4 separate regions of the Mus musculus genome follow, and all the other regions are linked to region 4. A link is a loop called in an ENCODE intact Hi-C map of the cell type or tissue named here. Cell type or tissue: left cerebral cortex. All regions are shown on one strand.

Region 1 (8,000 bases), 120 kb after region 4:
CAGGAGCCTACTCAAGAGTTCTTCAATTCATTCTTCAGTTTTAGCTTTCAGTACTGGTTCTTCGTTGCCAGTGCTATGACGACTTGACCGGTGTGTGTTTCCTGCAGTAAGTCAGAAGCTTCTTGATGCAGGAAGAGTCTGTTCAAAGCCGTCTTTATTGCTTTCTCGACTGTATTGACTCCCCATATCGAGCTGGACAAACAATAGCTATGTCATAGTGAAGGGTGTGTGAGAGGGTCAGTTAGCAAATGACCTGTGACTGGATGATCTTCTGTTCTCTTCATTCACCTAGCCTCAGTTCATGTCGTGCCTAAGCCACAGTAGTTGCTCAGGAGATGTGCTGGATAAGCTAATGGTTTCTTGACTTTTAAAGGACATTAAAAATATTAACGGAGGCGTTTGTGGTGTAAAGTGAATATTTTCCGGCAACCACCACATTGTTTTTATTAACTTGCAAACTTGAGAATTTGTAGCTGTGGTTTCCTTTATTGTGGTTTCTTTTATGCATAACCACAAAATTTCTTTTAATCATTTTAAGTGTACAGTCAGTAGCATTAGGTATTTTCACACTGTTATGTGAGCATCCACTACATTTCCAGGACGTTTTCGTTATCTGAGATCAAAATTGCTACCTATTAAATAATAGCTTCCCACTTAACTGTGACTTTATAAAACACATTTTGTTTGCCTTGGACTCGATTTAGATAGCATAATCAGTAAAGTGTTTGCCTATGAAGCATGAGGCTCTGAGGTCAACCCAAAGAACCCATGTAAGAAGCTGGGTATTGTGGTTCCCGTGCTGGGGAGATAGAAAATAGGAGGATCCCTGGCACTTACTGACCAGCTAGCCTGGTCTAGTCATCAGGTGTTGGGTACTGATGAGAGTCCTTGTATCAAAATATACCTACCTGAATAGAGTTGGATGTCCTCATTTCCCTTGATGAATTTCCTGCCTGGGTTGATGGTATAGGTACCTGGAGATTGTATTATCTGTGGGATGTCCAGCATGGATTGGGGGTTCCTGTATTCACAGTAAAGTCCACCTGCTCACCCATGAATGAGGCCCCATCTCCAGTTCATAAGCAGAGGTCATCTCACTCATCTCCACACCTACTCACGTCCACATGCACATAAATATCTATCGTTATTCCCAAGACTGTTATTTGCTTAAACATTGCGATCATATCTTATTTAAATTCCCAGAGCTGAAAAATGTAATTTAAAAATTTTAAATTAATTCATTAACCTTTAACCTACTGAATCAAATTAGTGCTGCCCTTCTATGCATGGACATGGGTCATCCACTGAGCCATGGGTTATATACTAGTGGCCACACTTGTGAAGGAAATTGACTCCCTGTCCCCAGCAGCCATTAACTCAGGGATGTGGCCTTAGGAACTCCTCCACATACTAGAATTTTAATTGGCTTGAACTTGTGCAGACCTTATGCATATAGCCACAGCTGCTGTCAATTCATGTGTGCAATAGCCATATCACGTCATAGCACACTTTCCCATCCCTTGGCTCGCACATTCCTTCTGTCCCTCTTCTGTGATGTTCCCTGAACCATGGTTGGGAAGGTTGATATAGATGTTCTAACTACACCTGAGTACTCAGTCACTTAACCTCATCATTCATCATTGCCCACTGCAATAAGAAGCATCTCTGACCAAGGTTGAGACCAGTGGAACTCTGTGTTTATAAACATCAATATTTAGAAGGCAATTTGACAATATAACCATTTAGAAAACATCAATAGGATCTCCCCGTGGGTTTATGACTTTCATAGCCACAGGTTTTGACTTCATAATATCAGTCAAGGATTGACTCTCTATAGAGCAGGCCTCAAATACAATCAAGAGAGCAGCTGATTATGTCCTTAATCACTCATGCCACTATTACACCAGTAGGCACATAGCATGTAATGACAGTGATTGCAACAGGGTCTAGTGCTGGATAAGACCAATGATGTCTTTTCTCCCTCACAAGTCTGCATAGCAACTCTGAGCACAATGAAAGCCAGCCAGCAGGGAGAGGGAGAGTTTCTGGGTCAGTTAAAATTGATTTCTCTGTCCTGCAAACAAAGTATATGGTACCTTCAGGAATGGAATCTTACCATCTTACTGTGGCAGGAAACCAAAAACAAGGACAAACGTCTGTATTGTATTGGGTGCTTCCAGGGCCTCACTTACCTGCTTTGGGCACTGAGATTTTAATTTTAATAACATATCTTCTGGGAGCATCATTATTCACTGATGTAGGGGTACTTTTTTTTTCAAACTCCTTTGAAATACATTTTATTTTGTTATGTTTGGTTGTTATCTTTTAGAAGCCGGTTCTTTTCTAATGAGAGGCAGAGAGGGAGTGGGTCTGGATGGAAAGGGATGGGGGAGGAACTGGAAGGAGTAGAGGGAGGGGAAACTGTAATCAGGATATAGTGTATGAGAAAAGAATCTATTTTTAATAAAAGGGGTATACTGCAAAACCTTACAAACTAGTGAAACTTCAAAAGGTTCTCCATATATCATGAGTTTTGGTTAGCCCTCTTCTTCCTCCCCTTCTTTCCACCGCTGTTCCCATTCAAGGAACTCTTAGCATTCTCTCCTTCATATTTCATATCACAAATGTTCTACTATCTCTTCTTATTTATTTTTTTAAGTTGGATTGCAAGATTATTTCCCAAGCAGCAGCTTCATGCCTACTTCATTTTGGTAAGGGTTTCCCCTGTCCCATTTCCCTAGCCTGTCCATCCCAGGCTCTTCTTAGGCTCTTCTGTCTCCAGTACCACTCTTTTCTATTTTCTTGCCACCTCTACTCTCCTATCTTCCCATCAAATGCACTCTACCATGTCAACCGCCTAGGCTATCCTGAACTATCATCCTCTGAGCCAAGCAGCTGTTATCTTTCAGAGTTCTGCTGTGTCTGAGCTTGTTGAAGTTTAACGTCTGCGGATGAAGGACTCAAAGGGTCACAGGATTTTCGCTTGAATATGGGAGCCACTTTGTACTCGTAGTTGCACACCAATATGGAACGCCATAATTATGCATAGCCTCAGGGAAGAGCTAGAGTGAACAGGCTGAGGATGAATAGAGGAGGAGGGCTCCATCTATGGGGCCTTGAAAAACCATCATCCCTGCTGGGCAAAGAGGTTCTGGTGTGGCTTTGTTTGTTTTGTTGGTGGGGGGCACTCATACTCTAAGTAACCTCTTATACTCTGTAATTAAGCCCAATGATCTCGTTGGTTCTCCAGAGTGATCTTTGGCTAATTGTGCCTCATTTTGTCTTGTGTCCTTAGAAGGAGGGGTAGCTGTTGCTTACATATCTCCCCAGGAATTTTACCCGCAGCCTGCTTCTAGCTTCCTAGCTTCCACACTCACGTGGTTCGTATTTTTCCTTCTTTAGATGAGAAGCGTCCTGAATTTTACTTCCTTCTAGGAAGAAAAATTGGCAGACTCACAAAGTACCATATACACTGTTGAGTCATTGTCCTAAAGATATCTTTCCAGCATGGACATGATCCATTACACCAGACCCATCTGAAGATGCTTATTAGAAGGGTGGGATTCCAGGTCTCTTTCCATCTGCTGAACTGTATTATCTCCACAGCTACCTTTTGTGGGCTCCGTTTCCTCAGACAGAGACATGAATCAATCTCTCTCTCTCTCTCTCTCTCTCTCTCTCTCTCTCTCTCCTCTCTCTCTCTCTCTCTCTCTCTCTCTCTCTCTCTCTCTCCCTCGCCCTTCCCCCCCCTCTGTGTGTGTGTGTGTGTGTGTGTATTTAGTGAACTTGAAAAATCATTCCTCACTACTATGCTTTAAAAAATATTTAGGATATATTCGTTGACATTAAACTAGTTTCCTTTAGGCTTTTTTCTCCCCTAAGCAAAATAAAGTTACTTTGTTTCTATTAACATTCATGAGTGCTTAAATCTTTGTTGCTTTGCTGTTCTGCATATACCAAGTTTTAAAAATGAAATCAGATTCTGTTGATTGTAGACATAGACACATCATCAACGAGGACTGAGTTTAATGTAAGGTTTAATTATATTCAGTATGTTCTGCCTTTTTAGGCGAAACAGAGCTGCATATTATGACAAATTCCTGATTGGGGAAATGTCATACAGTTAAGAATCTTTGTCAATGACTCTGCACCTTACTGTTTTTGAGGTTGGATCTTTGAATCAAACCTAGAGCTTTCTAATCTGGATAGTGTCACTTTCAACTTGCTCTGGGGTTCCCTCTGCTTTCTGAGGCTAGAACTGCAGGTGAACTCTCTTGCCTTTTGTAGAGTAGATCCTTGCCTTTGCATTGGGTCAAGGAATTCACTCCAGTTTCCCTTGCTTGTGTAGTAATCACTTTAGCTACTGACATAGCTCCCAGATGTCTCCCTAGACTCCTTTTATTTTTATGTTGAAATAGAGTCTCACTAAGTTGCCCAGGGAGGGCTTCAAATCCTGATCCCATTTCTTTAGCCTCCTGAATAGCAATGTAAGTGTGCACCACTACCTCTGGTCAACTCTTACCTTTCAAAAGTCATGGAGCTAGCTCTAAATCCCAATAAATTCACTAAACTTGCAACAGTACAATGAATTTGATGGTAAACTCGAGGCTAGAAGTTAGCACCCAGTTTCTTCAGAACCCCAGCTAAGCTATGCTCTTGTCGAAGAGGGCCTCTCCAGGAGACATATCATTGTGATATCATTTGGGAAAACTTATTTTAGATGATACTATCTGTTGTTGTTGGGTTTTGTTTGTTTGTTTGTTTGTTTGTTTTCGGGTTTTTGTTTGTTTGTTTGTTTGTTTTCGAGACAGGGTTTCTCTGTGTATCCCTGCCTGTCCTGGAACTCACTTTATAGACCAGGCTGACCTCGAATTCAGAAATCCGCCTGCCTCTGCCTCCCAGGTGCTGGGATTAAAGGCATACGCCACCATCCCCGGCTATCTGTTGTTTGAAATGTGTTTTTCACAGATGCTGAAATGGAGAGAATTAAGCTTCAAAATTAGTTTGGCTTTGTGCCATGCCAAAATTGGCTATTGTATGGCAGACAAACACTGGAAAGGCATACGAGAAATGTCAAGTTTAACAGGAATGTCTATATTTTTCTCCCCAGTTAATATGTACAAATCAACCTCAACTTCAATCTGAACTGTCTAAAGCAGGAAAACTGAAAAGATACATTTAAGGATTAGCCCAAGATTATGCACTAAACTTTTGGCAAAGCCAAAGACATTTTTAAAATTGTAAGTTACTATCATTTTTATACATAAAAGAGCAAAATGGGGGCTGAAGAGATGTCTCAGTGGTTAGGACCATTTTTTTGCCCTTGCAGACAACATGGATTGGATTCCCAGTAGCAACATTGCGGTTCACAACCACATATAAGTCTAGTCCCCAGGGATCGGTTCCCCTCTTCTGACTGCCACAGGCACAAGCCACATAACTGGTGCATATGCATTCAGGTAAAATGCTCACACATAAAATAAATAGAGCTAAAAGATTCTTCAAGAAGAGCAAGATAATCTTATGCTACCTATATACTTAATATGGGTATATTCCCATGAATAAAATGTCACACGTGAAAAATTTCAAAGTTGATGTTCTGAAAAGCATTTCTCAGCTGTATTATTTTGAAGATTATAAACAAAAATCATTGTCTCAGCTAAAAAATAAAATCGGTATGAGGGGTTAAAATGTAAGGATGACAACTTACAGAACTCAACCTCTAAATGCTTTATAGTGCCTTCATAATTAAACCACAAAGCATGAACAAATGAGATCAGGAGTGTCCACACTTGCAGATAATTCTTGTCTCATAGTGTATACAATAATAGATTTTAGTTACATTGAATACTATAAAATCTCATTAAAAAATTTAAAAATGCAGAAAAAACATCTATCAATAACAATTCACTTTAGGGCAAAGCGGTTATGGCAAGTATTTACTTTTTCTAAATTATTGCAATTTTGCTAAATTGACTCCCTTTTACTACTGTAACTGTTTTATTATGTGCACAGTGGCCTTTGCCTTTGGTTTTCACCGATGTCATTCATTTTTTCTGAAGGTCCCCTCTAAGATACATCAAATTTTTCTTGACCTTTTGACTTAGGATTAGTTTTATTTAATACGATAAGTTGATTGCATTTTGGAAAAGCAAATTAGGTTGTTACGTGGTTATTGGTAAAACGGTCCACAGCGATGATGAATTGCCCTATTCTGCTGACCTAAATGTGTTTCCAAGTGATGCAAGCCATGGGTGCAGTTGTCACCACAAGAGTGATGAATGGAACAAAAATTCACTTCCTAGGAATGTTTGGCATACTTATTGGCATGGTTGCACAATTACTATGACTATTTTTATGGTCCTTGCTTGGAGTTTGAAATTGCTGTAAGAGGCTTGAGATGAGGCTTGCTGGTAATACACAAATAGTAGGATGAAAGCATTTCCCTCTACTACCTTAGAACCACCTATGCAAGATTGGATATGTACTCTTACTAGAGCATCTTGCCTTGCCTAAATTATATTTAAACAACAATTGACATGGTATCAAAACTACCTTATACTGTTCTTTTTCCCTTCCTTCCTTCTCTCTGTCTCTCTCTGTCTCTCTCTCTCTTTCTTACTCCAGATTTTATTCCTTTCTTGGTCCACCCTCCGACTGTTCCACATCCCATACCTCCTCCCTGCCCCCCTTATTCCTTTCTTATCACGCCTAAAATCTCTATTCAAAGCTATTTCCTCCCCTAGACCATAGTGCCACATTTTCACACCTTTGTGAAATATTGTGAGCAAAGGCCTCTTGTCAGGAAAGCTATGGAAGACTTTGTGATAGGAACCATGAAGACTCAACCCTAGTCCACAGAGGTAGCATGGGGAACCTCAGAGGCTTTAAACCCTAGCTGTGTTAAAAGTGTAAGTGCCTGGATGTGTAAGTGCCATAGGGAGCTCCCACTCAAGGCTGTATCCTTCTTGCTGGCAACCACAGAATAGGTACTTATGAAGCCTTCCTGAAGCTTTTGACTTAGTTTACCCTTTTCTCTTGACTGCCTCTAATTCTGTCTTGGTTTTGCAACTTTCTGACAACTCCTACCTCAACCTCCCAAATACTGGGATTATAGGCCTGCTCTGAATTGATGTGTAACTTGTTATATGGACAGAGTCCCCCCCCAGAGTATCATCCCATTGGCTGTTGAGTAGCACATCTCAAAAAGACAAAACAAAACAAAAACATCACCACAACAAAACAACGAAAACAACAACAACAACAACAAAACCCTTACTTTCATCTACACATCTTTCATTGCTTAACTCCGCAGTTTTTAGGTACAGCCTGAAGGTGTCTGAGGTACCACCTCGCCATCCTCTTCGTTATTCCTGGGGTTTCACTGCTCTGTTGGTAGACTCTCCACACTTTGCCCTTGCTACTTACTTTGTGACTAATGCCCTTCCAAGCAGAATGCTTTTCTCATTTATCTTTAAGGTTCTAGTCAGTGGTCTTCCAGGGGAAAGTCATCTTGTAGAATGAAATATACCTTTGTCTGAAAGATCACAATATTCTCTAATACTGTGTTTTGTAGAGGCTTCTGATATTTCCATCTGTGGCCCCAATCAGCAAGTGAATTGAAATTTCTAGTAGGAGTGTCTGATTTATGGTTTATTTATTTATTTATTTATTTAATATTAGATGTATAGGCATTGCAATATACATGTTTCTCAAGTGTATCTATTGAGCTGTTAACTGAAGACAGAGCTTCAAATTTTTTATAGACTCTCTCCAACATAACATTAGAAGTTCTTTTTCTTTTTCTATATAGTTATCATATATTAAGGGAAGAAAATGTTTATTACTTTCAAACTGTGTTTTATTCCAAGAAACACTGACTTTCAGAATACTAAGGTTTTGCCCTGATAAGATAATAATCCATTAAATGCAAAGAAAGTCAAAATACCTTTACGTGTGAGGTAAAGAATTTCTTTAAATTTAAGACATAAAATTTCATC
Region 2 (8,000 bases), 50 kb after region 4:
GACACAGGCTGGAGTTATCACAGAGAAAGGAGTTTCAGGTGAAGATATGGCTCCATGAGATCCAGCTGTAAGGTATTTTTTCAATTAGTGATCAAGCGGGGAGGGCCCTTGTGGGTGGAACCATCTCTGGGCTGGTAGTCTTGGATTCTATGAAAAAACAAGCTGAACAAGTCAGGAAAAGCAAGCCAGTAAATAACATCCCTCCATGACCTCTGCATCAGCTTCTGCTTCTTCATCACCAAAGGAAGCCAGGACTGGAATTCAAGCAGTGTAAGCCGAATAAACCCTTTCCTCCCCAACTTGCTTCTTGGTCATGATGTTTGTGCAGGAATAGAAACCCTGACTAAGATAAACTGGAATAATGAACTATTAGATAATTATCTAAATCAATCCTCTAAGTTGCTTTTCTTAACAGCGTTTTAAAAAGGATAGTTGATATCCTTAAAAACAGTAAAAAAAAAATCACTTATTTTAAAATATTTAATTGTCAATTTTATATCGAGTCCATCAATCTATCAGTTCACATTTGGAAATCCTGCATAGTAGATCAATGGGTCTCAGCGTCCCATTAAAACTACCTGGAAGCCCACATGGGACAGGTGGAATCAGAATTTCTCTGCTTCCAAATCAGAATTTCTTCAACTTTTTTATTGAAGCATAATTAATATACAACCAACTTTACATATTTAAATGGACAATTTGACAGTTTTCAACCTAATGTAGTCACCTGTGCACTGTGACCATAGTCACAATTAGCATCCCACCCATGGCTTTAAAGCCTTCTGGGACATTGCTAAGTCCAACCCACTGAGAAATTTCCCCAAGGGGTCTCAAGATCACAAGCTGCTGACACATACCACTTGTAGCTGTTTGGGTGTGGGCAGACGTCTAGTTCAGTGACTGATACAGAACAAATGGTGTGGGCAGGGCTATCATGGAGCTGGGTACTGGAAGCAGGTCTGAAATCCTGATAGTTCAATAGTCCCCTAATCACAGTGAAGACAATGAACTTTATAGCTGAATTGTCCTCCATATTATCAAGTGTCTAACAATTTTACTGGCTGTTTCTTAGTCAGTACTAGTAAAATAGTATATCTTTAGGAAATGCAGTTAAAAATCAGCCAATCGGGATCATATTAATGTTCAGTGTTAGGGCCCTGATTAAGTGGATATGATTTTTTTATATTGTAAACTATTAAACAGACACTGAAACTGATTTTATAGGCTTAGTGAGTTGGGGGAGTTAATTGAATAAGTGAAAGGTTGTTAAATCATGGGATAAAGGATATCACTTATGTTTTATTTTTTGATTGTTGAGACGGGGGTTTTCTGTGTAGCCCAGGCTAGCCATGAACTTAAGATGCTCAGACCTTTGAATCTGAAGTGCAAGATATTATTACCATACACTGCTACAACCATCCAGAGAATGAATACTCATTCGGTTGTGGCAGAGAAAAGGAGATCCAAAGAACATTCAAAGTCCAGTTTTTTAAAAAAATTGAAAAAAATTCAGGCATCCACAAATGCATATTCACACAAGCAAAATAAAAGACTTGGGAAGCACACTGACACATTAAAAATTACTATATACAGTAGCAGAAGGAAAGTTCTATTTTAAAAAACCTGGACTTTTCATATTTCATGACATTAATTAGAGGTAAAAGGTTTTTGAAATCAGTTGCAGAAGTCTTCCCATGTAAAGATGAAACCCCCGGCTAAACTAAACAAGAAGGGAACACAAAGCCTTAGCATTCCAGTTCGGAAGCACTGGGCAATACCCAGGACTCATTGCTTCTTGGTCATTTGCATAAATGATTGCCGCTAAGCAAAACAAACAAATCCTGTTCACGTTGGAGTTAGTTCACTCACTTTTATTTATTGTTTTTTTAAGAGTCATCAAAGCAAATTTGTTTTGTTTATTCTAATAGGCTCAAGTTCAAGGTTGCAAGGCCCTTTCTACTCCTGTTAAAGTGTGATGGCCTTTCATTTCATTTTGACTGACTCCAGCTGTTTCTCAGAAAGGAGACTGGGCAGTATGCAAATCAGCTGTTGTCTATACATTGGCCCATCACAGAAAGCCTCACTCAGAAAAGCCTTCTCTCCAACATGGGAGAAGACTTACAAAGAGCCCACACAAGACGTAGCATGTTGAAGCGATTCCTGTGTTTATGGTGTGTGTGGCAGTATGGCACGGAGTCCCTCATTCTCTGTGCTGTTCCTTTTTCCCAGCCCTCTACACTGGGTCCTATCCCTGTTTGCCAACTTGGACTTTCATTTCTCTCTGCTTTTCCTTGTTGCCTCTGTCTCCTCAGCCTACAAATGTGTTCACGTCTCCTGTGGCCTAAAATCACTTTTCATCTCTGCTGCTCCCTGGAGTTTCCATTCTGTTTCCCCTCTTTCTTCCATTGCCAACATCTCCGAGAAGTTGTCAGTGTTTGCTGCCTGATTCTGGCGTGGAGCACCCTCTCTGCACCCTCCACTACCCAAGTGCCGAGTCTGCCTTTCATGGTGATTCTGGCAGGCAGACTCTTGCTTCATTTTCCTGATTTAGGGCAGGACTTTCCTGTGATCAACATACTCTTCCCTTTCCCTTTGAATTCCTAGGACTTAAATTTGTGATATCCAAGGATATCTCTTAATTCAAGAACATGGAAAGGATTAAGCCCTATCTGGAGATGAAGGACTAGAATCACAGCTTCTAGGGAAGGCAGGACAGGAAGATTAAAAAGTTCAAGATCCACCAGGACTAGAAAGTGAGTTCCAAGACTAGCTTTGGCAAGTTCAGAAGACCATGTCTCAAGAACAACCAAACGTAAAGAGAAGGCTGCAGATATAACTCAAGTGTAGAATGTTTGCCCGCTGCCCCATACTGAGACAGAGACAGATTTATAGATGTCCCTGGCTTTCTGCTGCAACACATTTTTATTGAGCATTCTGTGTTGGAGGTATATAACTCACATCTAAAGTTAATAGCTTTGGGGATGGGAAGATAGCTCAGTTGGTAAAGTGCTCTCTTTGCAAACATGAAGAGCTGAATTTGACTTCTAGAAATCACATTTTAAAAGCCGGGCATTCCTGTTATCTAGCACCCAAAATAAGACCTACAGAATAATAACACCAGTTTATGTGCTAAATAGGATAGGGGAAGTTTTACAAGGCTTACCTTATACATGAAGCAGGAAGGGGATGGTTCCTGAAAGAGGAAGAACGGATCCGCCACAGTCCTCTTTCAAGTTAGCCAATCTAAAGTGGTCAATCCTAAACACATGTGCGTGAGAGCAATGCTAAATGGACTCGAGATCACACACACACACACACACACACACACACACACACACACACACACATACACACACACACACACACACACACACGCGGGGGATGGGTAGGGAAGTATGTATAATGTATTTATGTGTAACAATTTTAGAAAAGAGTAGGAAGAATATGGGAGGTGTTGGGTATAAGGAGAAGGAAAAGTAGAAATGGTGTACATAGGGTATGCATGTATAAAATTCTCAAAAAAAAAAACCTCTATAAGCTTTAAATATTGAAGGGTTAAAAAAAGGAGAATGATGGTGTATATTGTAGCCCAGTATCAGGGGAGTAGAGGCAGAAGGACCCTTCAGCTCGTTGGCCATTCAGCTAGCCTAGCCAACGTGTCAAGTTCCTAATCGGGGAAGAACCCTGTCTTTAAAATCAGGTGACTAGAATGTGGAGAACAATGGCTGCGATTGTCCTCTGGCCTCCACATATGCATGTGTATGTATCCACCTGACCACTCACACATGCACACATAAAAATATATGTAAAGTCAACAGCTTTTTTCAAGCTCAAAACCTCGAGTTTTCTTTTTCAGTTAGAGACGTTCACTCTTTACATAGTCTTTGTCTGTGCATTTATTTGTTGACTTGCTTTGGCAGAAAGATATGAGCCCATGTTTTAATATATCAGTATGTGGCATTCTTGTAATAATGATGGAGGTATTGTGAGAACTAAGAAGGGTTGGTTTGGGAAGCTTTTAGGAGGTGATTCACTGACGATTGGGCCACTTCTCCCTGGCTCCTCTTTCTTTTATCTCACCTTCAGACATACTCAGAACAAGGAATACCTCACAGAAGGGTGAGTGCAAATGCAGCTAGTGAGTATGTGCAATGCAAACTGGTGCTTTACGAGCCTCTCAGGTGTCCCCTTCCAAACCATGAGCTGTGGAACTTACTCCATGCATGTCAAGGGCCTATACTGTCTGCTTCACCCAACCAATGCATTCTCTCCACTGATTTTTAAAATAAGCAAGAGTATACATAGCCAGCTTCAAGGCAGCAGATGGTAGTTTTGCTGCAAGCATTTTGTGCTGCCAAGTCACCCACACGTTCCCTCACCACAGCAGAGAGGGGAAGGGAAGAACTGCATTTCCTTCTTTTCTTGGAATCACCATCATTTCTCATCTCCAATGCCAATGTCTACTCTCAGGATTTACAAGAGAAGAAAAGTCTCACTGTTTTGGAAATGCCAGAGAACGTTCCAAAACGCGCTTAGGCATTTTCCTAGCAACAGATCCAACAGCTTCTCCCACAATCTTCTGGGTGGCAGAGCTCTTTCTGTCACTTAACTAGCCATGCAACCTTGGCTCAGGAGTTCAGGTTCTGTGCCTTAGTGTTGTCTTCTGGCAGGTAGGATGATGAAGATGCCTATGTCAAAATGTTGTTAGGACACTCAAATACATGCATTGGAATCCAGTAGCCCTCAGAGTGGAGTAAGCACTCATGGGTGTCTGTGTGCTTCTTTTATTTGCACAACCAATAGAAGACGTTGGGTCAGTGGAAGAGATGTGCACTAAGAATAAGCACAAGACATCTTTGGTCTTGACTTTGTCACTTTCTGTCTGTATCACTAGGAAGCTAGGGAAATATAATAATATATATACTATTTCTCTCTCTCTCTCTCTCTCTCTCTCTCTCTCTCTCTCTCTCTCTCTCTCTCTGTGTGTGTGTGCTTGTGTGAGTTTATGTACACCATGTGCATTCAGAAGTACATGGAAGCCCAAGAGAGGTCATTGGATACCCTGGAACTGGAGTCATAAGAGATTGTGAGCTACCATGTAGATGCTGGAAATTCAATGCAAATCCTCCAAAAGCTACGCACTCTTATCCACTGGCCAATGTGTGTTATTGTTGTTGTTTGGTTGGTTTAGTTCTTATTATTTTTATTCCTTTTATTGAAAATAGATTCTTTTCTTTTATACAAAATATCCTAATTACAGTTTCTCCTCCTTCTATACCTCTCAGTTCCTCCCCACCTTCCCCCTCCATCAGATGCCCTCCCTTTCTGACAGGCTCCATTCTCGTTCCATTCATTTGCCTACAAATTTCATGATGTCATTTTAACAGCGGAGTACTACTCTATTGTGTAAATATACCACAGTTTCTTCATCCTTTCTCCATTCGAGGGACATTTAGGTTGTTTCTAGTTTCTGGCTACTGTGACTAAGCAGCAACGAACATAATTGAGCAGGAGTCCTTCTGGTAGGATGAAGCATCCTTTCGGTATTTGCCCAAGAGTGGTGTAGCTGGGTCTTGAGGTAGATCGATTTTCAACTCCGAGGAACTGCCATATTGATTTCCATCTGTTATATTCTTTTAGTGAAGCATGCCTCAGTATTTCCTATTCACACTTGTAAATTTTTTATTTCCATAATTCTATTAGTTTGGGTTTGCTTCTTTTTTTTATTTTCAGGCCTTGAACAGTTATATTCATTTCCTTCCAGTGTTTAAGTTTTTATGCATTTCTTTAAAGAATTTATTCGTTTCCTCTTGAGTACCCCTATCTATTGGTTTTAAGGTCTTTTTCTTGTACTTTTGCTATTTTGGAGTATTCATGGACTGCTGTGGTAGGATAGCTGTCCTCTAGTGGAGACACATTGCCTTGGTATATTGCTTGTGTTTTGACATTGGTATCTAGGTATCTTGGATTGGGATGATTATATGTCTAGGTGATGATTTATGGGTTTGTCTTTGTTGGGTAGATGTTTGATCCTTGGTTTTTGTTTCCTTTCTGGATTTTTCAAGAGCATGAGTCCTTCTGAGTGTTACCTGGTAGGGGATTTTCTTTATATCTGACAGTTGTGGCTACTGGTGGTTGCAGGTAAAATGTGTTTCTGGGTATTGGGTGCTTACACTTAGTAATGGGAATAGAGGTTCACAGAAGGGAGGTGAGCAGAAGGCTTAACCAGGAACTGCTTATGTATGTCATCTCCTTGGAATGGGTGGAGATGAGACTTGGGGGTTGGATCTAGAAGAACAAAAAGTGGCTCACAACCATTTGTAACTTCAGTTCTAGGGGAATTGATTGTTATTCTCTGGCGTCTGCAGGCACCAGGCACAGACCCGGTGATTCACAAACACACAAGCATGCTGCTTCCCAAGCAGTAGTGGTCTGTGAATTAACAGAGAATGCTTGCTGGAGTTGGGGGCTGAGATAAAGCAACAAATGGAAAATGAGAATATTAGAGCTGGGGAGGTGTGTGGGATCCACAGGAGGTGTGAGCAGAAGGCTAAGGAAGGCTGCAGCACGTGTTCTGTCACAGAGATAGGGTTGAGACTGGGGTTTGAGTCTGGAAGAGAGAAGGGAATGGTGAAGGTCTTCAGTTAGCTTGCCTGCTTCCCTGGCTTGCTCAGCTGGCCTGTTCATAGGATATGTCTGTTGGTGTTGGAGTCTGGGATACTGGGATGAGTTGGAGGAAGCAAGGTTGGAGAAGAAACTTATTGTGACCCATTGATAAAAGATGGGGCTAGAGAAGAAAGGGGAACTGTGGCAAGTTTTCTGCTATAGGCCTGGGAATGAGATTAGGGGAACTATATCTGGAAGAGGAAAATGAAGTGTGGATCTACCTTCAGCCTACTTGCTGTCCAGGCAGGAGAGGCTTTGGGACAGCAGGGGATCCCTGATGGGGTTGGAGGCTGTGATGAAGCAATGAGGAGGCATATTTGTTTGTTTTTAATGGGTGGAGAAAGGCACTGGATTTTTAGGATTAACTGAGAATGACTATAGAAAACCGAACCTTATAGTATGCTCAAACACAAAGTAGTATTTTATCACATTTTAGCAGAAGCTGCTAGGTTTTATTTCCAGTACAAGCATGTTCTATGGCTTGTATGTACATGTACAGGAAGAGTTGTTGTATAAACAGTTGAATAATTCAACACTACAGAGAAAAAGAGGTATGTCAGGAACTCCTTTGCCTGAGCAACACTGATGGTATCAAATTCATGCATGCACACTCTTATGTGCTCTTCTATGTGTGGAGGTTTATGGGGAGGGGTGGTGTGCACGTGTATGCAGGCACATGTGCAGGTCAGAGAAGAACCTCAGATGCCACACCTTGGGCACTATCCATTACTGTTGGTTTTTATTTGTTTTCATGGAGCCAAGGAACTCTCCAAATAGGTCAGGCTGGCTGGCCAGCAACCCCCAAGTCATGGGACTAAATGTATGTGTCACCATACCAGCTTCTTTTAAAGTGAGTTTTTGAGATTAAATTTATGCTCTAGAGGTAAGTACTTTACCTACTGAGCTATATTCTTATCCCTCATATGCTTTTGTTATAGGCTGGTGTAGCAGGCCTTTCAAAGCACTGAGAGCCAGCCTGGGGAAGACAGGAGGCTTCGAGTTAAACGTTGAAGAATGAACCGGGTTTCTCTGTGAACTGTCTAGCTAGACAGTGAAGCTGGAGACAGAAAACTGAGAAAACCTGAACTTAAGATGACCATGGGGCTTTTCACTGTAATGAGAGATTCCATGAGGCTTACTGAAAGCTAAATCAGACAACACAGTTGATATCTTAGGAAAACAATTGCATTTTGGCAGGGCTATACCAGATGACTTAAAATGACAGATTCTTCTAATTTCCACAATTGCCTCAGGGAAGGCTGAAACTAACCTGGCTCTGTTTCGCCAATATGTTTCTCAAACATGACTTCTTGGTCCACTGCACAGGTGATTAC
Region 3 (8,000 bases), 220 kb after region 4:
TTTGACTCTGAGGTAAATCAGGTCAATGACCAAGAACATTCCTGCAAAGGCTCACTGAATCATTAGCTTATATGCTAGAAAAAGCATGCATACCCTAAATATTGTCTTTTACATTTTCCACTGATTGCCATTTCTGTTTCCCTGGCAACCTCCTGACTCTATGGTGTTCTGAGTATTGCTATATGCATTATGCCCCAAAGTGCCATTTCTTGGCATTTATCCTGTAGATCAAGTTGCAGTTGGGGGAGGTAGAGTGGATTCTGAGAGAGTCAGCATGAAGTCAAGATTATACTTTCCTGGAAGGAATGGCACTAAGCCTAGCTGTATGCCTTTGTTTCTGCTGCCCAATGGTTTTTGACCCTTGTCGCCTACTTCTGTGCCCTCTTCATGATATTCTGTTTATTTCAGTGGATGAATTGAATGACACTATAGCTGCTAATTTGAGTGACACTGAGTTTTATGGTGGTGAGTTACAGTGGTTGTAACCGATATTCTCCTCCTTCATTGTAGACTTTAGTTCACTAACTTCACCTCCATGGCCACTTAACCTTGTTTCTTTGGGAAATTTCTAGTTCCATGTTTAACATCACTGTATCAATGTGTGTTTCTTAAGAAACTGAGCTGTAAACCTTCAAGCATGTCCCTGAAACATTTTCCATGGTGTATGTATAGTTAAACTTGCTATAAAGTTTCGTGTAAGCCATTTCATATGCTTTAGAAAAAAATCTGTCATATGTGATTATAATTATATTTTTCATACTTTGTGCTGTCTATAAACTTTTTGCATGGCCTACAATATAAACTGATTGGTCGTATTAACCCCTAGAGCATCATTAGAACCTTCAGTAACTAACATAGAGTACATTCCGTAGTAATCCTCTAACCTTCCTTAAGTTTTTCATGTCATTATTCAGCAGAATTAGCAACCGTGTTGTGTTGCTTTTAGCTTTGTTAGAAACCTAATCACCGTTTTCTGCGGGAGGAAACTTTTCAAAATAGATCAGTCAACTTCATTGTATTAAACTGAAACAAATTGGATTTCCTTAAGGCTGTCAAGCATAAAATCTGTCACTAAACAATATGGCTCTTTATTCCCCATAGATGGAGTTTCTGCTACATTAGTTTTTACCTTTGAGGTATGAACATTGCAGAATATGGCAGATATAATCTCATCTTTATTTATTGAATATAGTTCTTCCAAATATGGGCCTCAAGACTCTTGTCAAGGTGATTTTTACAGGAGTAAGGTCCCCTAACAACTTCTAAAATCCTTAGGAAAACAATATTTTCTCCAGCAATACTATTTTGGGGTCGTTAGATTTTTCTTTGGAGAAATGAGAAGTTTACCCAGTGCCTTTTCATTGGGTTTTAGAAGCATCAAGTGCGTCATTTGTGGTTGAAGCAGTGAAAAGTCTTATGACATTTCCACTTGAAAATTTCCCCAGGCCTTTAGTAGATAAGGTCACATGTTTTAAAAGTCCACAAAACAGAAGGTGTCTTGTTTAACTATTTCTAAGCTCTCTGATTTAGACCTTCTTTATTTTGTCATTGGATAAAATGATTTCCATGTGTTCGGCTCTGCCGCTAACTCTTTTCTTTTTTTCCAAAGCTAGGGACGAAGCCCAGGGCCTGACCAATACTAAACAACACTCTGCCATGAAGCCACTCCTTCAGCTCCTCTACTGTAAATCTGTATTCAGAGCATATAATTTCCCAGAACTCTTTAGAAATTCTCCAGTTTTGTTTTATTTTTCATAAACCTTGCAGTGTAGGAATTTTGAGATATAGGTTAGTGGCAAGGGCTATAATGCTATGTCCAGAATAAATCAAAATACTTTGTCCATAATGATTTGCTGAAAAAAAAAAAAAACAAAAACAAAAACCAACCAAACAAAATAACAGCCCTAACATCTTTCAAAAAGACACACTTTTTGCTTTGACTTGAGCACCAGTCTTCAGGAATGTGAGGACATTTTGGAGATTTACCAGCCCACAGGAAATTGATAAAAAGCAAACCCAATTAAAGACAGGTACCAAAAGGAGTCCCTGACACTGCTTTGCCCATGCAATCAAAATTGCTTCTTTTCCTGGCACACTGAACTAGTGTAAGGAGAGAGTGTATATGCATAACTTAACAAATTTCAGAAGAAGCATTTAATGGATTTGTCATGAGAGTAGAATTTTAGGCAGCTTTTGACAGAGCTGTGTTCTCAGAAAAACATGTTCATAATTTTAATGTATATTGCTTTCCTTGTTTGCAGCTAAATCTAGTAAAGAGAGGCCCCCAACGTTTCTAACTCCAGAGGGCAATGAAAGCCACAAAGAGGAATTAAGAGGAAACGTGCTTTCGCTGGAGTGCATTGCGGAAGGCCTGTGAGTTAATGCGATTTGTCCTGATGCTTGCTTCTTATCAACATATAAAGTTGACAGGTGTTACTACTATCCGAGGAACAGCCGTGGCTTTATGCTTCCAATTTGACCAAAATTTAACAAACAAACAAGCAAATAAACAAAAGAACCCCCCCAAAACAAACAAACAAAAAACCCAAACATTTCCTGGGTAAATTTTCAATTGCATGTTATCTCTAAAGTATTTTGATGTAACAGTGTTTGTATTGCATTATGTTATCTGTCTCTGTAATCATCTTACAATCACTGATCACTCTGCTAAGGGGGTAGAATTTTGATGCTTTCTAACGAACAACCTCAGAATTTGGTGGCTTAAAAAAAAATAATTACTTACCCTTGATCATTTGTTGAGTGCTCCTGGGAGGAGCCTTTTGAAAGCGGGATGACTGCGAGTTCATTACGCTTGCTCAAGGTCTGCCACCTGGAGCACCTGACATGTTGGCACTCTTGCCGTCTCTTTCTGTCTGTCATCAAAAGCCCACAGCTCACCTCAGGGCCTCAACTGAGGCCCTGTCCCTTCTGTTCCTTCCCGTGGGCAGAGTGTAAAGCCAAGGTGCTCATCTGTGCATACTTCAGAGCCCATGTGTCTTTGGCAGGCATTCCACTAAGGCCTTGGGCAGATAGAAAAACTCAACTGTGAACTTGGGTCCACATGTCAGGCAAGTTTCTAGATTGCCTGGCCTACAGCAAGCGTCTTTAAACGATCACAGTTACTGCAGCCCTGACTAGGATCCCAGGAACACACTTCCTTGACATTTTGTGATTTGTGTTGTCTGTGAACTGGACATCCAATGACCTTTCCTTAAGCCAGGAATAAATACTTCTGAATGCATATGGTGCCCTCTGCTGGCACAATCAGAAACTACACATTTGACATGACAGTCGTTCAGCTTAAACACTTAACAAAATTCTTAAAAATGACAATCTTTCCTAACAGAATTTATTTTCTATTTTTTATCATTTTTATAGTCAAACACCAACATGACATTTAACAAATTTCATATTTTAGCACTTTTCATGTTTTCAGATTAGGAACAATGAAATTTATTTTTATTTTTATTTTTATTTTATTATTATTATTATTTTTTTTTGTAGACGGTGGTTATAATTTGGAAATAGAAAAGAATGGACTTTTAAAACGTTGATGTCTCACAGAACTATACTTTTTCTTTACAAACCAGGGACCGTTCGGCTCAGCATTAAACCATTCATCAGACTCTAAGATTGTTCAGTAGAGTAGGACCCTTGCATAACAACTGCTGGTTTTGCTCAGTGTAAGGCATAAGATCACGTGTCTCTCCCACCCCTGTCTCCCCGCATCTGAAACGTGGGTCAAAGTGTAAGGGGACGTCATATGTGTCAGATTCCACATGTGACTAACACTTTGAGATTGATCTCACGTCTGCAGCTTTGCATGTTTACAGCATGTGCTAATTTTAAAAGCCACTTCATCAAATTTAAATTTATATGCTGTCATTTTGTTCATCCAAACAAAGCTACATGTTACAAGTGGTCATTAAACCCCTCCTGCAACTCTGATAACAAATACCGTGATGTCCTGAGGTCTGGCTCAGCCCTTCTTCCTTGATGTCTTCCTGCCACACATGGCTGAGCACACAGGCATGTGTGTGCGTGCACACACACACGTTTATGTTGAACAATTTAAAAAATTTTATCTCACATAAATTCTGAAGATGTTATACAAGCCAACCATCCTCATTAAGACGACTGGAGATGCGAAGGCACAAGGAAGTCAGGGAACCAAGGTCAGAGAAGAATATAAGGGACCACCTGAGCCATTGAGAAAGCTCTAACTCCAAGCAATATTCTGGCTTTTCATTCTTAAGTCTTTTGTTTGGATTTTCCTGATTTAAAATAGTAAAATTGAGTGAGAACTAGAATAACATTAATCTGTTCTACTATCAGCTAGCATAATGGTATTTTAAAATTTCACTGATAGTAAAGTGAAGAAAATAATTCTAATCATTAGTCATTTAATTCACATTATTGGAATGTCATAAAATAGCAGGTTTCATCAGGTTGACTTGTAAATATATATAAAATCCAGAGGCACTGATGTGCATGGGAGTTGATCCATTATATATTTTTAGTGCTAGCTGATTAAATTAATCAATATGATTAGCTTAATAGTAATTCGCTTGATTGGCATAGTACAAGTCTGTAGAGCATCCTCACTGAGCAGAACTTTGAAGAAAAGATTAGGTCCCCTGAGTAAAGCAATCCATGCCTAGGGTGCAGCATCACTGAGATCAAAAAATTAGGACAGTTCTAATTATTTGAAAATGGAATCATCTCAAGTACAGGGCCTGAGCATGACTTATAAAAAATGTGATGTTAATTAAACGGTTTGTACGTTTGCCATACATAAGGAATCGATTATAAGATTATAAATGTCCATGAAAATTCACTCTGCAAAGCCGTCACAGGTGAGCTCCTCTTCCTTTGTAAGATCATTACTTATTTATTCTCTTAGACCTACTCCAATTATTTACTGGATCAAAGAAGACGGAATGCTTCCCGCCAACCGGACATTTTATCGGAACTTTAAGAAAACCCTGCAGATCACTCATGTTTCCGAAGCCGACTCTGGAAATTATCAGTGCATAGCAAAAAACGCATTAGGAGCCGTCCATCACACCATTTCTGTCACTGTTAAAGGTAAACCCTCATCTCAAACGCATTCCCCTCAAATGCGGAGGCTCTGAAACTTCCGTTTAATGTGCTTTTGATTGTGTTCTTCAGTAACGAGAAGTTGACATTTATACCCACACTCACTGTGTCATGAATCTTTGCTCATTTATATTGTAATTGCATCCAGGCCAGATTAAAAAGCCACTCATTCAAATCTTCCTCGCAGAACTGCAGTTAGTAAACACAGAAGGGATGGCAGAAACAGAAAAGCACCGTGATAGTCCCACAGAGAGAACTACTGCAGGCAAGATCCAGGGAGGAATTCTGAAGTTGGTGGGTGGAAACAACTTCAAGGAGAAGCAGGCTATTTGCGTAGCTTCAATGTGTTCTTCTCTGCATAAAAAAAAAACAAAAAACAACAACAACAAAAAAAAAAAACTGGTGGCTGGGACATTTTTAATGTATGTCCACTAATAATAATCCTTCCTGGAGGGAATGGAAGTTATGTCCTCATGGGGAGTTGGCTATCCTGGTGAGCAGCTGCCAAAGAATAGAACACAGATTACAGGGCAGGATAATTTTACAGTGGGAGCACTGGCAGACACCACCTTAACCAAGTGACGCAGATAGACATTGCTAATACGTCACTGTGCTCTCATGCTTTCCTTCGAGTCGTGTGATAAGAAAAGATGTATCACCACTGTGATATCCTCACAACCTTGAACCTTGAGTTAATCGTGAGAAAGCATCAGACAGACTCACTGAGGGCGTTCTATCAAATGTGTCTAGTATTCTCCAAATGCGTCAAAATCATGAATGGAAAGGAGAGACCAAGAAACTCCCTGGCTAACAAACTCAGCCAGTGGATTTGGGGTAGTATCCTGAACAGGGCAACGGTCATTTTTCTCTCTTATATATAACCACAATCCAGCTGTATAAAACCATGGTATTAGAGGAACCTGAGCCAACGGGTATAGAACACCGTACTCTATCTTTGCAACTTTTCAAAATTGAAAAGTTTTAAAATTGTTTCTCTGTATCATAATCACATAGTTCAAATTCATGTGATTCTCCTTACTTTTTATAAAGTCTACAGAATTATTTGAATCAATTCTTATGTTTTGTTTTTTTCTTTCATTCTAAAAAGTAATGCTATCAAGTCTTTAAAAAACCAAACCCATATCATGTATTACAATGGTCTGATGTATTCTTTGGCTACAATACTTTTTGAGTCAGGTGTTTTTCTAAGTTCGTTTTTCTTCTTTCAATAAAGCGGCTCCCTACTGGATCGTGGCACCTCAAAACCTCGTGCTTTCCCCGGGAGAGAATGGGACCCTCATCTGCAGAGCTAATGGCAACCCGAAACCCAGAATTAGCTGGTTAACAAATGGAGTCCCAATAGAAAGTAAGTGTCCTTTGCTGTCTCTAGTTGAAGGGTACTTTCAAAGTGCACATGTCTCTCAGCAATTAACAAATGCGTGGTGAAATAATTTACCTTTAGTATAGAAGCTGACTGTAATGTTAACAGAGGCACCAAAGCACCTTTAAACTTTTTATTGTCTTATACTTACATATAGATTTTTAAAGCATGTACTAAAATAAAGTTTAAAAAGAACTTCTGATAAAAAGATAATTCTGTGTATTAATCAGAACTTAATAATATTTCTCTTTCTCTCTTTTTTTCCCCCCAAGACTGTGGGGAGAATGACAGGGTGAGACATAAACATCTCCCACAGTTTAGATTAGCTTTCTTTGGAAAGGTCATAGACCACAGAGCCTGACAGGGTGACAGGCTGAGTTAGTAGATGGCAAAAGAAAGGAACATCTGTCTGACCTTAGTTTTCAGTCTTGGGGAAAGCCCCTGTGCCCCACCCACTGCATGTTCTCCAGAGGTCAGTGTCACACTGCATATCTGAAGGACCTGCTCCTTATGCAGGGTGCCACACCTTCTGCCACTTTCCCCTCCTTGAGTCTTGTGAGGGCATCTTCCGAAGATCTTTAATATTAAGACATTGGCTGCATTTGTAACTGTCCACTGCTGTTGTGCTGGTCTACTCCTAGCTCATTTTCATCAGCCATCTTCCCAGGCGGCCACTATGCTGCCCACAGTGGCTCATTAAAGTGTGTGGCCAGGGAGTTCCCATGAGTCCTCCAAGTCATAGTAAAGGCTCATTTTGTAAAACGTTATTAGAGGATTGGAGCTATTAGAAGGGATTTACAACAAAGCAAGAAAAAAAAAAGGAGTTAGAATCGCCCCACACTGTTTCTGAACTTACAGAGAGCAACCCCTGCCTTCCTCCTCTACCTCTTAGCCTCCTCACAATGGGAGGCCCTTGAACATTTCCCACTACTTAGAATTCAGACTTCCTTTTAGATGGAGGGCAGGGTGGGGGGATGTAAACAAAGGTGATTGCTGCTTCAAGCCTGTCCTCAGGCTCACCTCCTAATCATTACCCTGATCGATGCTTTGCTAATAAAGACCCTTTCACTTTGGTACTTAAAGAGTAACTCCGCTCCTGGTAGTTCCCTCTTGAAAATCAACTCTCGCTTCTACTTTCGCACAACAAAAGGCTCTTTGTCAAACTTAGTCTTCCTTTAGGGTGGAAGATTCATCCCAGAGATGAAGATGTCCAGGAAATTTTCTCTTGAAAGACACAGCGTTTCTAATAAGCAGGCACTGGGGGTGTAGGTTTAGTCTGAGTGAGTGCAGCCTATGCCCAGAGTGTTTTCTGCCGCATTCCCTGGGAGTTTGCGTGTGTCACACAGCACAGCAGTTATCAGATACTTGGGCAGAAGCAGCTTGTGTTTACCACAAAAGGAAATATGTCCTTGGAAGAAAACTGAGTCTAATGAGGCCAGTAATTGGTATTGATATTTATGCTCCAGTTTTAATTATGATCAGAGCAGGAAACGCCACAAATATTAGCCCTTGATCACAT
Region 4 (8,000 bases):
GAAAATTACTATTATCAATATATCTCTACCTAATCTGAAGATAATGATGACACAGGTAGATACCATTCTTGTAGAAGATTACTTAATGATGTTAACATACTTTTTTGTTGTTGTTGTTTTTGTTTTTGTTTTTTTTTGAGACAGGGTTTCTCTGTGTAGCGCTGGCTGTCCTGGAACTCACTTTGTAGACCAGGCTGGCCTCGAACTCAGAAATCCGCCTGCCTTTGCCTCCCAAGTGCTGGGATTAAAGGCATGGGCCACCAGGCCCAGCTAACATACTTTTTTTTTTTTTTAAGTGCTTTTATCTTTCTGATCTGGAGTTTACCAACCTTTCACTTGAGTTCCGCTAGGAGGGTGGTGGTGGTTAAAAAAAAAAAAAAGTTACAATTTATAATTAAAAAAAAAAAAAAAGACAGCTAAAACCAAGTTTCTGTGTTTACGTAGTCTAAACTTCTGATTCCACAGGGTTAGAGCAGGTGGAGAGAGTGGGGCACATGCTGGTGGGTAGACTGATCATTACTAGCGTAGCTAGGCACATGCTTGGTTTCAGAAAATTTGAGGTCAAGTTGTCGGGTAGTCTCCCTGAGAGGCCTGCAGTATGGATATGGATTAAGAAACTTGGTTGAGAAAATCAGGCAAAGGGAGAAAAAGAGAGAGGGGAGGGGGAGATAGGACTGAAAAACAGAGGAACGTCTAAAGCCTGTTCACCCCAGGTACCACTGGAGGGCTCCATGGCTCTCTACGGAGGTGCTCCTCACGGGAAGAGACATTCTGTGCTCTGTCCTTGACACAGCATGGCACAGTGGTTAAGACTATGGGTTTCGGGATCAAGTGTGAATCGTAGTACTCTTTGAAGCTTTGAAGTACTTTCTTTTATGAAGGGGATCCTGTATGTTTGGGCAGTAGGAGAAAGAAGAGACACTGTGCACATGAGTGAATGTGGGTTGAAGCTTAAGTTCAAAGTAAAGTCACAGCAGGGCAGAGGAGCTATCAAGACTCTGAAGCATGGCCCGGGCCAGATCTGTTTTTATTCATGAGTGCCAATCTAACACCTATTCTGGAGGCTGAAGGTAGAGGCTGAAGAGAGCTTCCAAAAGTAAATGGTCCAGCTGGGTAATACCAGGCTGACTGTACCCGGGCCTGCAGAAGGAAGTAGGCCCAGGTAAGAGGCTATGTGCCTTGGACACCATCATGCTGGAAGGGGTGAGGGTCCTGAAGAATCTGAATTGTGTAGTATGCAGTGGGTTTACTCAAATTCTACATATTCTTTTAAAAAATTCTACACACTTTTGCATTGAAAAAACAAACAAACAAACAAACACAAAACTTGTATAATACTCTGCAATCTGAAAAGCTTATGTCAACTACTCCAGAAACCCAATCCCTACTGAAAGTAGCATCCGCTTACACGCTAAAGGGACCCTTCCTCAAGTGTATTTGAAAATGACAGTTGTAAAACTATAAACCAGTACCCAACCCATGCCAAGTAGAGTTTGCAAAAGCACGAAATACTTTAGAGGAATAGAAGAGAGGCGGAAGGATTGGAGGTGAGAGGAGGGCGGGAGGGAATGTGTGATCCGGATCCATCCATCACACTCACACGGAAATCTAAACCAAGGAGAGTGGCATTTAAAACACTGGTTTTCTGGAACATCTTCTGTAGACACATCCCAGTCACCCATTCCCCTGAACACTCAAGTCCTGAGTTCCTGGCCCTACAGCCACCACCTCACCCGGTGCGTGGTGGCAGAGGTCCGGAGTAGCGCGACCTCTCAGGTGAGAGGCCACCCAGTCCTCAAGGCGCTCAAGGCCGGAGCCCATTCGCTGCAGCCTAAGCTGTGGGTGGGTGGGAGGGGGTTAGGCCGGAGGGGAGGGGGCGGGCGACGCCCGGTGAGTGCGGGGGAGGGGGACGCGGGGACGCTAAGAGAGTCGGGAGGGGCCTGAGCGCGACGCTGGGTATCGCCGGGAGCGGAGGGCGGGAGCGGCGAGGACGCGCGCTTCGCCTGGGTCGCTGGCGGACGCGCGCCGGAGTCCGAGCCTGAGACGCGCGGGCGCGAGGGACCGTGCAGAAACGGAGACTGGGGCAGCTGGAGGCGACAGCTTCGGAAGCTTCGGAAACACGCACGACAGCTGGGCTCCGGGGTCTTAGGCAGTAGCGCCCCGGCAGGGAGGTGGGCGCGGCACGAAAACGTGAGTAGCCCTGGGTGTGTCTGGCGGTTGCATTAGTGACATTCTGTCCTGGTGGGTGGACGCGGCTGGAGCAGAACAAGGAGCCCGAGGCTGCCGCGTTGTCACTCAGACACTGGCGCCCCGGCTCAACCCGAGCTCTTGTGGGAGTCTGGCAGCACTTGCAGCTTGGGAGAAAGAGGTCGGCGACTTCGTTTTCTCTTGCAAGCCCTTGACATAGTCGGGGCGCTGGTTGGAAAAAGGAGACGCACGCCCTGGGAGGACGCGGCTTCGACCCCCGCAGCTCGGGTACCACGGGCGAGAGCCCACCAGCTCCTTGGGTCCCGGGTTAACTTCAGCCTCTCTGGAAGCCCTGACTAGAGGTCTGCCTGTGGACAGACCGGCATTACACAGCTTTCTGGGCTGGGACGCAGTGGATGCAGTGTCACAAGACAGGGTCGCCCGGCGGCGAAGCGCGACTGAGTCCCGCTGGTCGCGCTGCAGCGTGCGCGCGTTCGTGTCCCCACGGACACATCTGGGCGTGGGCTTTGTTCAGATGTGCTCACACCTGGGCGAATCGCCGTGAGCGGGCGGGGGGCGGGGGAGGGGAATCGGCGATGCTGACTGCCCACCTCGGCTTTCTCAGCCCTGGCGAGGACTCAGGGAATCAGAGGGGAACAGGATAGACACCAGGGATGGTGCGCTGGGGACACTTGCTTTGTTGGCTTCCAGGTGAGGGCCGTGACAGTTCCCCCACCACACACAGCCTCTGTGGACAGGGGCTTCTCAGGGCTGGTGTACCGGGTTTGGGACAGACTGGGAAGAGCCTCTGCCCTGAGCAGGCTCTCAGGGTGGGATCTGACTACAGCTTCGCCCGGGAGTACTGTGGTGAGCCTGGAGTGACTGCCCGCGTTAGAGCATCATCTAGCTGCGAGCGCCATCTGTGCCCGGCACCGCCCCGGGCCCTCCAGGCAGCGCGGGTGGGCGCTGCGGCTCTCTGGTTCCCGGGGTGTGTGGATCCGGCTACTCTCGGTTCACATCTGCCACGGCACAGAACAGGGACCGGATTTCACAGTAGGCAGAGCTAGGGAGTCATTCTCTGAGAAGTGTTCTCTGGATAGCAGGTGCAGCACGAGTTCCCTGAGTCCACCGGGCTGGTAGGCAGGTCATTTCTTTCCCTTTGCTCCGGGCTACCTCTTCACATCCCTGATGCTGGCTGGAGGTCCCTGTGCGTCTGCAAGCACAGAGAAGAGTCGCCATGAGCAAGAGTCCCTCTCCTACCTCACCATCTTCACCCATAGCTCCAGCACCATGGTAAACTGAGAGGGAAAAAGTCCAGAGAGGGAAATGTTCTTCTCCTTCTCTGTTCTTGGATGGTTGATTAAAAAGAAGTGTGGTTTTGAAGCACAGGGTCCTTCCTTGCTGAAGCTCTAGCAGGAAGCCGTGGAGCAGAGTATAATGGGGTAGGCAGCCTTGTTTCCGCACGCACCAGGAGCTCCCCCTGGGGTTGTTGTGGGGAGGAACACAGTGACCCCTGAATACAAAACCTGCTTGAATTGGGCTGCTTCTGAAACGGCCTATGCTAACCACCCATTCCCTGCTGTGAGGCCTTTCAGAAGTGCTAAAACAATGGAGACAGGCGAACTCTTTCTACATTAATGATATGGTAGTCAACTTATTGGGAAACTCCAGGTGTGCAGGAACTATGCACACACAACATCTCATGTCAATTCTTATAACAACTCCATTTCAAAATTAAGAGAGTAGCTTAGACAGGTCAAGTAACTTTCACAAGACCACATACGTAGCTAGGGAGCAGCGGAGCTTTCCCATCAAAGACTTTGAAAGTGTGGTCTTCTTGAGACTTCTCATGAATTTAGAGGAAGCCCAAATCCTGAGTATTCAACGCCAAAATATTATTCCATTGAATACAAATACAAAGCTATTTAATTCGGAGGTGTGCAGACTTTTTTTGGTAACAGGCAATGCTGAGGTTCAGATGACAGTATTATGGAATAACTTTTTACTCCAATAATTCTTTTATGGGCTTTTATATCTCCACTGATGTGTGTGTGTGTGTGTGTGTGTGTGTGTGTGTGTGTGTGTATTCACAATCTGGTCCATTGCTGTCACTAACTTGTTCTCAGTGACCAGAGGTCCCGGCAATTACACGGGGATATTGCTAGCACTTCATTTGTCATTGTTATTGTTATTTGTTTGTTTGTTTGTTTGTTTTTGAGAGAGACTTACATCAGATACCCCTTGCTGGTTTGGAACTTGCTACATAGACTAGGATAGGTTTGCCTCCCAAATTCGAGGACTAAAGATGTGCATTATCATATCCAGCTTTCAGTGTAATTTTAAAGAAACATTTCTTAAAACAAGGCAAAGTGTGTGTGTGTGTGTGTGTGTGTGTGTGTTTGTGTGTGTGTGTGTGTGTGTGTGTTTATACTCTGGCCCATATACACATCTCAGAGGATGAATTTTCAGGAAGTGGTTCTCTCCACAATATTTTGAAGCACTGTTTTGTGCAGACCGATCCTCAGTCTCCCAGCTCACTGCAAAGGTACTGGGATTTGGGCACTGCATTAAGTTTTTGGCAGGATGTGTAGGGATCGCCGCATCGGCTTGCACTGAAGGAGCATCCACTTGCTCACTCATCTCCCCAGCCCCAAGGCAAACATTTATATTTAACTAAAAGCTTCCAACCCTGAGCAGCTTTTGTAGACTGTTTGGACTACGGGAGAGTTATTACCCAAATTCTACACCGAGTTTAGAGAGTCTTAGCAGAGAAATCTAAGAAGGCTTTCAGCAGCCTAAGTATGTGGCAATGTGTGATACTTTTACCAAGCCATTCCACATTACTATAGAAAATAAGAATTAGAAGAAAAGCAACATTGACCATCTTTGGCAGAGCTATTAGGATGATCATAATTGACCGATCCACTGAAAAATGCATCCACTTTGCTTTTATAACCCTGACTTGGGGAAGTAGCTAAATGTTCCACCTTAGTGTGAATATAGTGTTATAATAGACCTTGGACAACTTTGCACTTAACAGTTTGACTTTCAAAAGCAGTGCAGCAGGTGCCAGAGGACTGGCCTGGTCATGTATTGCAGGGTAGGGGTGTGGCCATGGCCTGAGTGCACACACCTCTATACCACAGTGGTGTTGTTACAGCATTGACAGTGAATGAATCACATGCTTCTTGCGAGCCCGTGTGGTGACAGTGGCCAGGTGTGAGTGCTTCACAACCTTGTGTCAGAGTGTCTTGAGAATGTGCAGAGCAGGGGTGTGGACCACTATTGTAGGGACCTCCTCCTCCTCTTCTAAAAGACTTATTTGTTTATTTTATGTATATGAGTATGCTGTAGCTGTCTTCAGACACCCCAGAAGAGGGCATCAGACCCCATTACAGATAGCTTTGAGTCACTATGGTGTTTCTAGGAATTGAACTCAGGACCTTTAGAAGAGCACTCAGTACTCTTAACTGCTGAGCCATCTCTCCAGCTCCGTAGGGATCTCTTCAATTAACACTTTTATTTAAGTATCAGTCTCCTCATGTGATGGATAGAATAGGATCTGTCATATATATATGTATACACATATATATGCATATATATATTCCTACAAAGATACGATTTAATGGAATTCCACAGAAGATTCTCTCTAAAGAGATTAGTTTGTTCGTTCATTCATTAATTCATCATAAATATTTACTGAGTGAGTGGCCTCTTGTTCTCAGCACTGGAGTGATGGTGATGAGCATAACATTTCTACCATCAGTGTCCACAGATGTACTTTTACATAACTTAAATATCTGGCTTGTCATCCTGGAATACAGTGTAACATCTTCAGTAAAAGCCCCCTTGTGACCTCTTCCTGTTATCATTCTCCTGAAAGGTAACCTCTAAATGTCACTCTCACTGTTATAAATTATGCATGCCACGTGTGCCCCTGAGAAATTATGCCATACAACAGACCTGGTGTGAAAGGGGTTTATTGGGGGAGTGGGGAGGAGTGAGGGCCTTGGAAAGGGGTAGATGCAGGCAAGTGGACATGTAGACAGACAGACAAAAAGAGCAGAGACATGAGGGCAGAGAACAGATAGAGAAATTTGGGGAACACATACACACGTGCGCGTATGTATATACACACACACACAGAGAAAGAGGGGGGGAGGGAGGGATGGAGAGAGAGCTGCTGAGTGGCAGCAGGTCCTTTTATATGCAGCACACACCTGTAGCATCTAGCCAAGGCAGGTCGTGTCCTAAGCAATTGCTAGGTCCCTGAAGGCAGGCCAGTAGAATGCCTGTATATTAACCCTCACCATGACAGCATTAAGTTCCAACATGAAGGCGACATCAGCTGCCACTGAAGCCTCAGCCTAAAGAACAGTTTCTGTCTGAGAAGGATGACAACCCAGGGCAAACAGGACAAACAAGGCAGCTCTGGTGTGCTTGCCTGCACTAGGAAGCTTTGTGTGTGTGTGTGTGTGTGTGTGTGTGTATCTCAGGAGTGTTTAGGTCACCTTTGAGATGCTCGATTATTAAAAGTGATTCACAAATGACTGAAATTTGCCAAATGTGAGTTGGAGAGATGGTTTAGAGCATGCACTGCTCTTTCACAGGACCTGAGTATGGTTCCCAGCACCAATATCAGGGCATTCACAATTGCATGTAGCTTCGGCTCCAGGGAAGGCACAGTCTTTAGCCTCCACAGACACCAGCATTCACATGCTGTATATACCACACAGAGATACACACACATAATTAAACATAATGAAGTTAAATCTTTTGTTTTTTGTTTTTTGGGTTTTTTGTTTGTTTTTGTTTTTTGTTTTTTGTTTTTTGTTTTCAAAACAGGGCTTCTCTGTGTAGCCCTGGCTGTCCTGGAACTCACTTTGTAGACCAGGCTGAGTTTGCACTCAGAAATCCGTCTGCCTCTGCCTGCCAAGTGCTGGGATTAAAGGCATGCGCTGCCACTGCCCGGCGAAACTAAATCTTTTAATAAGCACTTAGGTGTTCTTTCTATTTTAAAGTTTGTACTGCTTTTCACCTGAAGAAGCCCTTAACCTTCTTGGCAGGTAAGCAAACCTTCCAGGTTGATGAGAAAAATGAAGAGACCTGGGTGCTAAGAGCAAGAATCCAGTGGCTTATTTTTATTGAACTCACACTAATGAAAAGATCCTCTGGCTCCCCCTTACCAAACAAACAAACAAACAAACAAACAATAAATAAATAAATAAATAAATAAATAAATAACAAAAACAAAAAACCCTCCTCTGTTGGTATCAAAGGAAAAAGTCATCCTGTCCACAGATCTATTACGGGATAATTGACAAATAAAATTTATGTGTATTTAAAGGCATGCAACTTGATGTTTTGATGTAGGTATATATTAATAGATGATCATCAAATATTCATCACATTCTACATTAACATTTTCTCTCTCATTTTGCAGAAAGGAGTTTAAGATCTGCTGCCATAGCAAACTTCAATCATACTCACTAGTATTGACCATAGTCACTATCCTATTCATTAGCTATCCAGAATTTATTGTTTCAACCTAACAAACTTTGTACTCTGTGGCTCCATTCTTCATTCATGTCCCCATCCCTGTCCTCACCTCCAATCCGCAGAACTACCATTCATCTGTATGCTTCTGCCTTTGACTGACATTATTTTCTCGATCTTTCCTTCTTCTCTTCCTCTGGGTCCTCTTCATCCTTCCCAACTCCCTTCCTCTGCCCCTTTTTAATGATTTATTTTTATGTATGCATATTTTGCCAGCATGTATGTTTGCATCACATTGTATGCAGTTCCCAAAAAGG

Evidence for each region. A loop is a pair of places that touch in the nucleus more often than their neighbours do. Peaks named below come from ENCODE experiments on the same cell type or tissue, not always from the same donor. Only the 100,000 strongest peaks of a DNase experiment are listed, where the experiment ranks them.
Region 1: it touches region 4 in a loop (4-fold over the local background); 3 of 42 quality-filtered maps call a loop at or near these places.
Region 2: a loop joins it to region 4, with 8 times the contacts of the local background. A loop is called at or near these places in 6 of 42 quality-filtered maps.
Region 3: a loop joins it to region 4, with 5 times the contacts of the local background. A loop is called at or near these places in 7 of 42 quality-filtered maps.

Annotation. Positions count from the first base shown.
Region 1 is chr12:44,447,697-44,455,696 of GRCm38, forward strand. The region is part of intron 2 of Nrcam (neuronal cell adhesion molecule); the gene reads left to right. Among named protein-coding and RNA genes, the nearest start is that of Nrcam, 120 kb to the left of the region's middle. In left cerebral cortex, a CTCF peak has its summit at 4,240; DNase peaks (open chromatin) are centred at 3,404 and 4,231; H3K27ac peaks cover 329 bases.
Region 2 is chr12:44,376,600-44,384,599 of GRCm38, forward strand. All of the region lies in intron 1 of Nrcam (neuronal cell adhesion molecule), which reads left to right. Among named protein-coding and RNA genes, the nearest start is that of Nrcam, 52 kb to the left of the region's middle. In left cerebral cortex, no CTCF peak of the experiment used is centred here; DNase peaks (open chromatin) are centred at 2,351, 3,775 and 4,397; H3K27ac peaks cover 5,756 bases.
Region 3 is chr12:44,544,971-44,552,970 of GRCm38, forward strand. It overlaps Nrcam (neuronal cell adhesion molecule), which reads left to right. Exons shown (of 31, transcript NM_176930.4): 9 at 409-465; 10 at 2,262-2,373; 11 at 4,904-5,088; 12 at 6,335-6,466. Among named protein-coding and RNA genes, the nearest start is that of Nrcam, 220 kb to the left of the region's middle. In left cerebral cortex, a CTCF peak has its summit at 3,268 (motif pointing left); a DNase peak (open chromatin) is centred at 3,236.
Region 4 is chr12:44,326,907-44,334,906 of GRCm38, forward strand. Nrcam (neuronal cell adhesion molecule) reads left to right here and starts at 1,979. Exons shown (of 31, transcript NM_176930.4): 1 at 1,979-2,190. In left cerebral cortex, CTCF peaks have their summits at 732 (motif pointing right), 3,109, 3,663 and 5,556 (motif pointing right); DNase peaks (open chromatin) are centred at 793, 993, 1,642, 2,154 and 3 more places; H3K4me3 peaks cover 3,877 bases; H3K27ac peaks cover 3,321 bases.